Regions from separate parts of the Homo sapiens genome. Here region 2 is linked to region 1. A link is a contact called in ENCODE Hi-C or POLR2A ChIA-PET data. All regions are on one chromosome and are shown on one strand. The core of a region is the stretch at or near the end of the contact, and the rest is flanking DNA. Distances in the headings are between cores, read along the strand shown. Region 1 overlaps INPP4B (inositol polyphosphate-4-phosphatase type II B). Region 2 overlaps INPP4B (inositol polyphosphate-4-phosphatase type II B).

Region 1 (5,919 bases), core at 1,765-4,264:
AGGAAGAAAAATCCAGAAAAATATTCCTTTTAAGCAAGTCTGAATCGACTTTCCTCTCTATCCCCGCCACCCTCGCCTCCCACCTTTGAAATAATAATTTTACTCCCTTCAGCTGAGTTGCTGAGATGTAAAGTGCCCTCACTAGAGGTGGTTCAAGTTAAATTCGGCTGGTGGCTTGCTGCAGGCTGGAGCTATGGATGGGGGAAGTAGCCCTGGGTCCTTGATTTCATGGTGAGGGCATGCAGGGTTCTATACCATCCCTACCCCACTTCTCAGACCATAACAGGAAGGGAGAGAAAGATGAGGTATTTAAGGTATGTTGTGGTCAGAGCTTGCAAGGTCCTTACCATTGGTAACAAAGGTAATATGGCTTAAATCTGAAACTTGAAAGCAAAGGAAAGTATAGATGCAATTATCACCTTTCAATTGTTTACAGATAATCTCTTTCAGAAGTACAAGGAGATAGAAAAAGCAGGAACTTCGGAATGAAACAGGCTTGGTTTTAGTCCAGTTCAAATAGCTAGGCAACACTGGGAAAATTATTTAACTGCTTAACTTCTTACCAGACTTTCAGATCCTGCTGCTTCTGTATGGCGTTTTGTCATATACTTTTTTTTCCTTATATAAACCACATGCCTCTAGTAACAGAAGAGAGCTTATGAAAGCATGTATGGAAAAAACATAATAGCTACAATGTATTTAACCCTTACTATTTTTGAGGCATTTTGCTAATTATCTCTCTATTCCTTAAAATGGTGCTTTGAATTATTTCAGTTTTACATAGAACTAGAACTAGAGGCTTGGAAACATGAAGTGCTCACATTTACATTACTAGAATTCTCTGGTAGCTTACATCCTACCCCACTGGCTTCATTTCTCTTCTTGGCATGCCGACCTGCCCTCCTGCACAATGGCACCTCTCTTTGGAAGACCCACCGCCACACCACGATTATTACTCAACCCAAGAGACTTAGAGTTTTAAAAAATACTGGTGCCAGGTTTCAATAATGTCAACGTATCACCGGAAGGAAAGAAAAAGCTAGATTTAGATTTTCACTGTTCTTTGGTGGTTATTTTGATCATTTCCTTTACTTGCAATATGAATGTGTTTAATTTTATTGCTCATAAAATTCAACTGTTGGTTTTCTGCTTACAGTAAACAGCTCTTTTTCCGTTTCCTGATATTGACATATATCTATCAGAATTTTAAAGCTGAGGCCACTGTGTTTCAAATACAGGCATCTTGCCCACTTTCTGCTTGTAGCCCCATCTTTTACCTTGTGAGCTCATGACACCTTTGCTCAAAATAAGTCACTTCTTTTCTGAGTTCTTATCAGACTTGATTGTGGGCTGTGGTTATTTCCCAGAAATGAGCAGCTGTTCTCCATTTTATCAGAGAGACTCTCACCCTCGTTCCCCATAAAAACAGAGAAAATTTCTATTACACTGAAATGTTCTGTCCAACCCAATTTGCACATTCCCTAATACTGATAAAAATAATGATGATGCTTTGTATTTTTATTATATTCCACATCTAAAAACAATACGGTTACATCTTGTCAGGAAAACAATAATAGTTACATCTTGGGCTGCACTTTTTTCTTCCTACAGCTCAGAGGATTTACTGTACCCTAAGTCTTATGCAGCATGATATCCTGGAGAGAACCCGAGATCAGGCAGAATTCCTAAGCTGTGCTCCCAGATTTCCTGCTTTCTAGTTCTGTGGCACTGAGTAAGTCACAAACTCTGACACTTAATTGCCTCATCTATCTACCTACCTCTCAGGGTGGAAGTGAGGAAATTGGGCCTTTTTATAAATGGACTTTTCTATGCAAAAAAAAAGTTTACTAATATCATACTAATATATATTAATATCAACATTTACCAATATCTGGTGTTTTATTATTGTGTAAAATTGTTTTTATTGACTCAGTCATACTCAGCTTTTTAAAAGCTGTTACCAGGTCCAATATTTCTTCATAAATACCAAATTAGTACATGAGTCATTGCATTTCATAAGGTGAAACCTATTCACATCATGGATCTGTACATACTGAATCAGTCCCACCAGACGGCTGATAAATAATGAGTGATTGGATTGTTTTGTGAAGATATTACTCATATGATCACTATAAAATCTAATCCGTATGAGAATTATTTAGCAGCCAATAAAGAATCCTGAAAAATCTGTTTTCAGGAAAAAAAAAAAGTGAATGGGTGAGGTGGCTTATGCCTGGAATCCCAGCAATTTGAGAGGCCGAGGCCAGGATGACCTGACATCAGGAATTCCAGACCAGCCTGGCCAACATGACGAAACCCCATCTCTATTAAAAATACAAAAATTAGCTGGGCGTGGTGGCACACTCCTGTAGTGCCAGCTACTTGGGAGGCTGAGGCACAAGAATTGCTTGAACCCCAGGGGCGGAGGTTGCAGTGAGCTGAGATCACACCACTGCACTCCAGCCTGGGTGACAGAATGAGACTCTGTCTCATAAATAAATAAAAAGTTATATCTGTCTTCCAGCTATACTTACCACTGCTCATTAACCAAATATAATTCTACTCTAGGAGTGGCCTGCATCTGTGGCCTTCATCAGCTCAGAAGACTAAAAGAAAGCAATGCTTTGGGATTTTGCTTCTGTTTCGTTTTGTTTATTTAAGAATTCTACCCACTTCAATCTAATGGTCAGTAACAAACAAATGCTACTGCAATCCTTCATTCATCAGTAGATTTTTAATTTCTGCCTTCTTAATGGCTTTGCTTAGTATTGAATTGTTTAAAAGTGTTCTTAGACCTCAGAAGAGTTTAAATATGCAGGATGTTGATAGATGGGGATTCTAGTGTGCTTGTATCCAGTGTATTTTTTATTGAAATGTGGGAAAAATAATAATACAGAAGGAATATATTTTTAAACCATAATTTGTGACTTGTCATCAGAAAAAAAATAAAGAGCAATAAGTGACTTTTTATTTCCTGATTACTTTTGCTATGGTAACTAGTAACATGAGGGTTCACATTCTACTATGAGTAGCTGTGAGTGAGATGCCTACAGGCATCCCCAGCTCATATTTGTACAGGAGCCAGGCAGTTTTCACTCTACGAGAAGGAAATCCTCAGTGGAAGCATAATAATAAAAATAAATGGAGGGGGCCACATGCGGTGGCTCACGCCTGTAATCCCAGCACTTTGGGAGGCCAAGGAGGGCAGATTGCTTGAGGTCAGGAGTTCGAGACCAGCCTGGCCAACATGGCAAAACCCCATCTCTACTAAAAATACAAAAATTAGCTGGCCATGGTGGTGGGTGCCTTTAATCCCAGCTACTCGGAGGGCTGAGGTGGGAGAGTCGCTTGAACCCGGGAAGCGGAGGTTGCAGTGAGCCGAGATTGCGTCATTGTGCTCTAGCCTGGGCAACAGAGCGAGACTCCTTCTCAAAAAATAATAAATAAATAAATAAATAAATAAAGAGACTCAATATCTCCGGTGACTGAGACTCTATCTCAAAAAATAATAAACAAATAAAGACTCAATATGTCCAGGGAGGGCTAGGCACTGAACAAACTGGAAAGCTTACACTATGTCATAAGATGGAACCTCTATACAAAGTCATTGCCTGAAAAAATGAAGGCCCACTGTGTCCTTGATTTTAGGATTTCTCCAAAGCTTGAAATCCCCAGTCACTGTGCAGGTGAACACTGGAACAGCTGCACAAAATACATCTGTTTGATAGATTTGGCCAGAAGTTTTTCTGAGGAATAGAAATTGCCAAATTCTAGTCTTGACGCTTACAGCTACTACCTAGCCTCTTAGGAAGAGGGCACAGATTTTCTTCTGCTCCAGTAGTTCTCACTGGAGAGTCCAGAGCTAAAAGGTGGGACTCTTCAGGATTTTTGTGAAATCAAAGATACTGTCTATACCAAAATACTGCTTTTTATAAAATATCAGTTTCTGTTTCCTGTGGCCATTATTTCAAAATCAGGTGAAGGCTATTGAGTCCATGATCATTTCTATCATTCCAACCAATTTTGGCTGGAAGCCTAAAAATACCTCTTGATTCACATCAGAGAGCTCAGTCTCAGCAATAATCAATTTGAAGTAGAACACAACTGTTCATTCAGGTGCTTTTGAGTTCAGCAACACTGCTCGAATTCAAGTAGTTGTAAAGCATACATTAGACAAGGGGGGTGTCAACAAGCAGATGCCTGCCCCAGGCTTTCACGAGAGTGGTGGTGTGAACCACTGAGGCACTGTGAATTGGTGGTCAACCCCAAGTGACCATCTCTTTCCCCCTAAGAAAACTTTCTTCTGTGAAGTGAGGTCTTTTCTCTTGCCTCACTCTTACTTCATCTCTCTTCTTGCCATTCATTGTTAATGGAATCTAACAAAATTTATCCTCTTTCTTCCAGAACAAAGCAGTGGCCACAGGTGCGTGGGAATCAGTGAGGGGGATATGACAAGAATTTCCACATCTCTACAATTCTGTACTCAAAATTAGCCAAAGGAAATTTAGACTTAGAGGAGAAACCACATACCATAGTGTATGGAGGATAAAGAAATTTTTTTTAACTTAAGATAAAACCTTATTTGAGAGAGCTATATATGACTTTGGATGAATTACTCAATCTCTTTGAATCTCTATTCTAGCATCTGCAAAATGGAAGTAAAAGAATGTACTTCATAAATTTGCTATAAAGACAATAAGGTAATGTATATAGAATGCTAATATATGAGTCCCTTTAAATTATTATTGACATTAATATATAGTTATACTGTGCATTAACACAAAAAATGGATTTTATCTATCCTATATTTTTATACTAATCATATGCTCAAGATATTCCAGATTGGTCCTAATTTTATATAAAGTTATTCTTTTTTCAATAAAAGCATTTGTTAAATATATACCTGTGATTTTTTTCACCTTATTTTCAGATAGCTAAATATACATTTTTAAAAGCTCTTTACTAGATCATGTGTTAATTGTGAAAATCAGAGGCATCATTAATATGCTGCTTTCTGTGAAATCAGATGTGTACACTTGCACTTGTAATTTTCACCTCTAATGAGGTACTTCCAAATGAGAAACTTACAATGGAGAAAGCAAACTTGACTTTCTCTCTCCCAGCATATGTGCTACATGTAAATGGTCAACTCACCCTTTAAGCAGGGGTTTAACTAGGAGGTTAGGGTTCCATTACTCAGTGGATGATGGCCCACAGGGGAGCACTTGCTTAACTACTGAGATGTCCCAAAGGGTCAGGGAAAGAGTTGCTTCTCTGCTCTGTACATTTCCTTCATCAAAAAGGAAGACTATGGATGCTAATAAAGCTTCTTTTTCTTGCAATTAAAACTAAATGTTACAGCTAGAGCCCAATATAGTCTGATAGAAGCATACCTTCGAATCTAATGAAAGCTCACCTCTTATGCCCTCTACAGACACTGCATAGGAGAAATGGGAGAGATAAATCCATGCCTGTTAAGAGCAAAAAGGGCCAGAGTACAGAGGACATTGGCATCCTAGAATAGAAAAGTGGCCTTAATACAAACAGGGGCCAGGCACAGTGGCTAATGCCTGTAATCCCAGCACTTTGGGAGGCCCAGGCAGGCGGATCACTTGAGGTCAGAAGTTTGAGACCAGCCTGGCCAACATCGCACAACTCCATCTCTACAAAAAATACAAAAATTAGCTGGGCATGGTGATGCGCGTTTGTAATCCCAGCTACTCGGGAGGCTGAGGCACGAGGATCACTTGAACCAGGGAGGCAGAGATTGCAGTGAGCTGAGATTGCACCACTGCACTCTAGCCTGGGTGACAGAGTGAGACTCTGTCTCAAAAACAAAACAAAAAAACCCAGAGCTTTAGGGAAATACCATTTGGCTTCCCACCTCCCTCAATAGCACCATTCTTATCTCACATCATT
Region 2 (5,351 bases), core at 1,017-3,516, 110 kb after region 1:
ATCTTACTGAAGCTACTTAGGTCAGCTTCAATTTTCTTATCACAATAATAATATTATTAGTTTTATAAAAGATGATGTAGAGAACTCAGCTTAGAGCCTGACAAAAACAAGCTTCCAATAAATTAATAGTAAGAGTGAGAAAGAGAGGTATACACTGCCATCCCCTGCACACACCATGATTTCTTTTTTTTTTTTTTTTTTTTTGAGACGAAGTCTCACTCTGTCACCCAGGCTGGAATGCAGTGGCGCGATCCTGGCTCACCTCAACCTTTGCCTCCCAAGTTCAAGTGATTCTTCTGCCTCAGCCTCCTGAGTAGCTGGGACTACAGGCACCCACCACCATGCCTGGCTAATTTTTGTGTTTTTAGTAGAGATGGGATTTCACCACGTTGGCCAGGCTGGTCTTAAACTCCTGACCTCAGGAAATCTGCATGCCTCAGCCTCCCAAAGTGCTGGGATTACAGGCATGAGCCACCATGCCTGGCCTTGAGATTGTTTTAAATATTGTATGTATATAAAGATCTTAGTAGTAGCAAAAACAAGGTTTAATTTAGTTATGCCAAATTACTCTTTGAATGGCCTCCTGAAACTCTTGCCTGGAAGACTGTGTGTGGTCATCTAAGAAGGGCTATTCGTCAACTTTCACTCAGATGAATTGTTTAACATGGGATGTGGGGAGCCTGAACTCCTGAAACCCACTAACTCTTGGTCACAGACTTCTTGTCAAGTTTCCAATGCAATCATGGTGGGTCATGAAAACGAAATGCTGATCGTCTTATTTAAATTCTCTCTGGTGTTTCCTTCTGTTCTTAAAGCCCTCATTAAATGCCTTTTTTTTCACACTAACACAAATATTTTCAGAGAAGACTGTCTTGAAGTCCAGAACTCTGCACTTGAAAAAGGACTCCAAAAGACAAGGGGGTGACTAAGTCCTGCACCCAAGGGTGTAAGGGAATTCAGAGACTCATAAGGTAGCCTTCACACTGTCCTCCTCAGCAACCTAGCCCCCGGCCATTGGAGTTAACTCAGAGCAGTGGGAAACAGGGCTCATCAGGTGGGCTTGAGCCAGAAGGCTCCTTCTTTCATATAATTCATATGTGTAAGGATATGATGTTCAAAGGGTTCCATGGCTAAAACCAAAGTCTGAAAACCACAGAGCCAGTGATGTGAATGCAGGCCTTCTAAACTATAGTGTGATTTTCTCATTCTACTTTTTAATATTATTATGGATGTTTGTTCTTGAAAAAATTTAAATGCTTGTTTTATTGGAAATTGCTTAATTAGACAATAAATCCCATGAAAAGGCATTGTTCTAAGTCAAAGATTCATTTTTGTTTTTTCTACCATTATGTGCAATAAACACATTTAAAATGCTGCTCCTGAAGGGATTCATTTATTGGAGAAAGCAGGAGCAGTTGACTAAATTTTTCCATCCAAAAATTTAATTCTCAAAGGGGCAATCCAGTCAGTCAACTTTTCCAGAAAAGAAATTCACCAGATTTCTTGGTTGTCATGAAGATATTCAGGGGAAGGTTTTCAGCAAAAGATCTCTTTTTTTGCTGAAAGTGAGGACTCTGAGGATCTCAATTCTATTACTGCAAACTGGATATTTAATCCCAGGATATAGCCCAATACCAAAGGAATACTGAAAAATAGTCACTATGAACAGAAATCCAACTTAATTCAATGTACATTATTTGTCTTAAACAGGAGCAAACAACTACAGGATACGGGATTTAATAATAACAGTAAAGAGGTATAATGCTTACTATGGGCCAGGCATTAGTTCAAGTATTTATACACATAGGTTCATTTATTCATTACTCCAACCCTGTCAGCTTAGCCCCATAATCATCTTCTTTCACAGTTGTGGGACAGAGAGAGTAAGTCACCAGCCCAAAGTCAGTGTTGGAGCTAGAATTCAAACCCAGACAATCCAGCTCCAGAGATCAACACACAATGTTTAGTTTCAGTGAAATAAGGCAAACAAAGACATTTAGATATTAATCCTGCCAATTTTAAGTATGCTTTTGTCCTTGGTATCTTCCTTTTGTCCCTTTGGATCCACACATTGCTCTGTGCCCTGGAGCCTGTGTGGACAGAATCAGTTAGAGGTGAAAGGACAGTGAGGTCAGGGCATTCATTTTCCTGTTTTGTTTTTTTTTTTCCCCCAGTCAGGTTACTACTGGTTGGCTGCATCCCTCTGTTGAAAGCTACAGCTCCTGTCAAATGACACAGTCCACCCTGGACTCTAGTACTTCTCCCTTCCTCTGCCCCTAATCACCCAGAGATAGCAACAGCTCGCTACTGTTACACTCACAGAGGCATTGCACCACGGTCTATTATTTTCCCTAAACTCTAACCACATCTTTGTAAATACTTGTTTTATTAAACTTTTCCCTACTCACCATTCCAAGAATCTGGGCAAAGCATTAATTTCTTGATCTAGTTTGCATATGACTAGACAAAAAAAAATGCAGCATAACCTTCACAATTCCCACCTTCCACCCTCTGCATACCAGGCCCAGGAAATAAATTCTACAGCAGTCAAAAAGGAGTTCCTTGCTCCCACAACAAGCATATGTGAAAATTATTCTTCAAATTTTTTTCCAGTAATTGAGGTTTGCAAGTAGAACAGTATTTTTATTCTAATAATAGTCATTGGGTCTATTAAAGCACCATGAGTGTCAAGCAGCAGGGCAGTAACAGAGTTATTCATGTTGGGTGTTGGTCTCTTTGAGTTGAATGACCATGCTGAAGCCTTGGTTCAGGTGTTGTAAATCAGACACTTAGCCTAATTAAATACAAAAATATCTAATGTTACGCAGCTGACAATACTAGACAGTTGGCTTCCCGGAACTGGGTAGTAAAATACATCCAGGAAATGTAATCCTATGGAGCAAAGAGATACCAGGTGCATCCTTGCACTCCCTTCAATCAAATTAGCCATTCATCAGAAACAGTGCATCTTATGAATATGTCTTAGCCTTAAACAAAGAAAGTGAGCTTCTAAACTGACCTTAACATCTCCTCTTCAAAACGTCTTAAGTTGCTCTTGCCATTTACTTTAGCAGCCCACCTAGTGATGAGAATGGAGTCTATTTCCATTGAAAGAGATGTAAGAACAATACCCTGAGCCACAATTTTTAAAAAACATGGCCATCAATCCCTCCCTCTCCCCTAATATACCTTAATAGTGCTAATAGCTCTTCACACCTCCACTTCTGGTTTCTATATTGAAAGTACAGATTCATAGCTAAAATTCAGCAGGTCTGGTATTGATGGATGTATTTCCTTTTACCATATCTTGATATTTATAGTGAAATGTATGTAGAGGTAAATTACTCACTGTCTTTACTAATAAATCTTATTGTTTCATTATCACAATGTGTCACAAAGGTCTTAAAATGTAGGAGCACATAACATGTACCAGCAGAATAGATACAATAAGTTGACATCTTCCTGAATTACAATTTCATAGAGCAATGGCTGGAAATGAATCCATAATATATTGATCTATTTCAGCAATTAGCATTTAAATAATCTCTTGGGGGCACTCCTGGGCTAGTAGGATGCAATGACCAAAGATTAAAAGTCAGAAACCCTAAATATCATTCCTCTAATTATAACTCTGGCACCATCTTGATGTGTGACACCAGAGTTTTCCCAGTATAAAATGACAGTTCTATCCACATAACCTGATTGACAGTTATTGGCATGAACAAGTGACTTATAAGCACAAACATTAATATAAAAAAGCATGTGACACTTCACCTAGCAGAAATCAGTCAAATTATTTTTAGTGATTGATATTTTCATTACCCTGAATTATAATTAAGATACAGCAGTTCTTTAAAATTATATACATGCTATGTCTTTCCCTCCCCACCAGTGGTAGCCAATCTCTAAGGTGACTTCCTCTAATGATTGTCACATTCTGTTACACACACACTCACATAACTCTCCCCAACACTGATCAGAGCTAACCTGCATACCCAATATGATATGCAGAAATGAGAGTGTATGACTTCCAAGGTTAGTTTATAAAACTCACTGTTGCTTCTACCTTACTCTCTCATATCATTCACTCTAGGAGAGCCTGTTGCAATGTAAAAAAGACACTCAAGTAGCTCAGTGGAATGGCCCACATGATGAGAAACTGAGAGCCAGCGTCAACTGCCCATCACATAATTAAGCAAGCTTGGTAGCAGACCTTCTTGCTCCGGTCAAGCCTTCAGATGACTGGAACCCCAGCTGACAACTCCACTGTAACCCTATGAGAGCTGCCAAGCTAGAATCACTCAGCCAAGCCACTCCTGAATTCTGGATCCCCAGAGTCTGTGTGAGATAATAAATGTTCATTGTTATAAGCCACAAAGGTTTGAGGCCACTTGGTACAAAGCAATAGATAATTAAGACATTCTTCATTCTAAGTTTTTACTCTATACAAGGTTTATGTCGTATGTGTATATATCCTTTCTGCCACCCCCTAACATACACACAACCATCTTTCAAGCAAGTCCTCCGTATAGGAGCACAGGAAAATATCCAGGAGCAATAGGTGGGCGTGTACACTTTGATAATCACACACTTTTAAGGAATTAAAACTCTAAGTTATTTGTGTCCATTGCTATACCTGCATACATAATGAGGCCCATCTGTAAAATTTCCTCATACAAGAAATTATTCACAAAATTAAATATCACATGTTTAATCTTCATTAATATATATATGCTAATTAATTTGTAGCACAATACATCATTCCATTTTCTTACAGTAGCATAAGCAGACTACTGCTGATATAATTTTATTACCCAGGTGGTTATAAGCATTGAGTTAATGTCTTGTCATTGACTTCTGCTAACTGGCAGAATTGAGTTGTTTCATACTATTTCAGCTGGCAGTGAGATAAATGAGTTACACAGTTAAGAGGGACATCTGCCTGAAATACTGATAAGCTGTAGCAGGACAGTTTAAAGCAAATATGAATTCCTTCAGCAGCAGAAAATTTTTACACAATTATTAACTGTAACTTCACTGTGAGTCATGATCACATTATATAAAAATGCTAAAGTACTAACATTACCAGAAGCACTCAAAGCACATAATCTATTATTCATTCCATCTGTCCTTTGTCTTACATAAAATTAATTTATCATTAACATTTCAGATCAATGTTAAAATATGATAAAATTTGAGAAGATAAACATTTACTCTTTATATCACTATATTTCCAAGACTAAAACGACAAAGCAGATGAAAGATCATATCTTTGAAAACTTTTGGATACCTGAATAATCTCTGTAATAGAATTGATTAAAAACTGTTTTCAGTATTAGTTTCCAATACAA

The links. Hi-C counts contacts between places; a loop is a spot of excess contacts on that map. ChIA-PET counts read pairs that join two places held with the same protein, here RNA polymerase II (POLR2A).
Region 2: a loop to region 1 is called in a map of PC-3, with 4 times the contacts of the local background. The contact joins two enhancer-like sites. A Hi-C loop is called at or near these places in 1 of 168 maps with a recorded cell type or tissue (PC-3). POLR2A ChIA-PET finds 5 or more read pairs at or near these places in 5 of 52 experiments (A549, BJ, PC-3 and 2 more).

The regions. Positions count from the first base shown.
Region 1 is chr4:142,406,062-142,411,980 of GRCh38, forward strand. All of the region lies in intron 5 of INPP4B (inositol polyphosphate-4-phosphatase type II B), which reads right to left. Among named protein-coding and RNA genes, the nearest start is that of INPP4B, 440 kb to the right of the region's middle. Within about 2 kb of position 3,015, at least 2 of the 41 ENCODE cell types and tissues checked have a DNase peak (open chromatin) inside an H3K27ac peak, as active enhancers do; they include PC-3, where a contact is called at or near this core.
Region 2 is chr4:142,514,610-142,519,960 of GRCh38, forward strand. All of the region lies in intron 2 of INPP4B (inositol polyphosphate-4-phosphatase type II B), which reads right to left. Among named protein-coding and RNA genes, the nearest start is that of INPP4B, 330 kb to the right of the region's middle. Within about 2 kb of position 2,267, at least 3 of the 41 ENCODE cell types and tissues checked have a DNase peak (open chromatin) inside an H3K27ac peak, as active enhancers do; they include PC-3, where a contact is called at or near this core.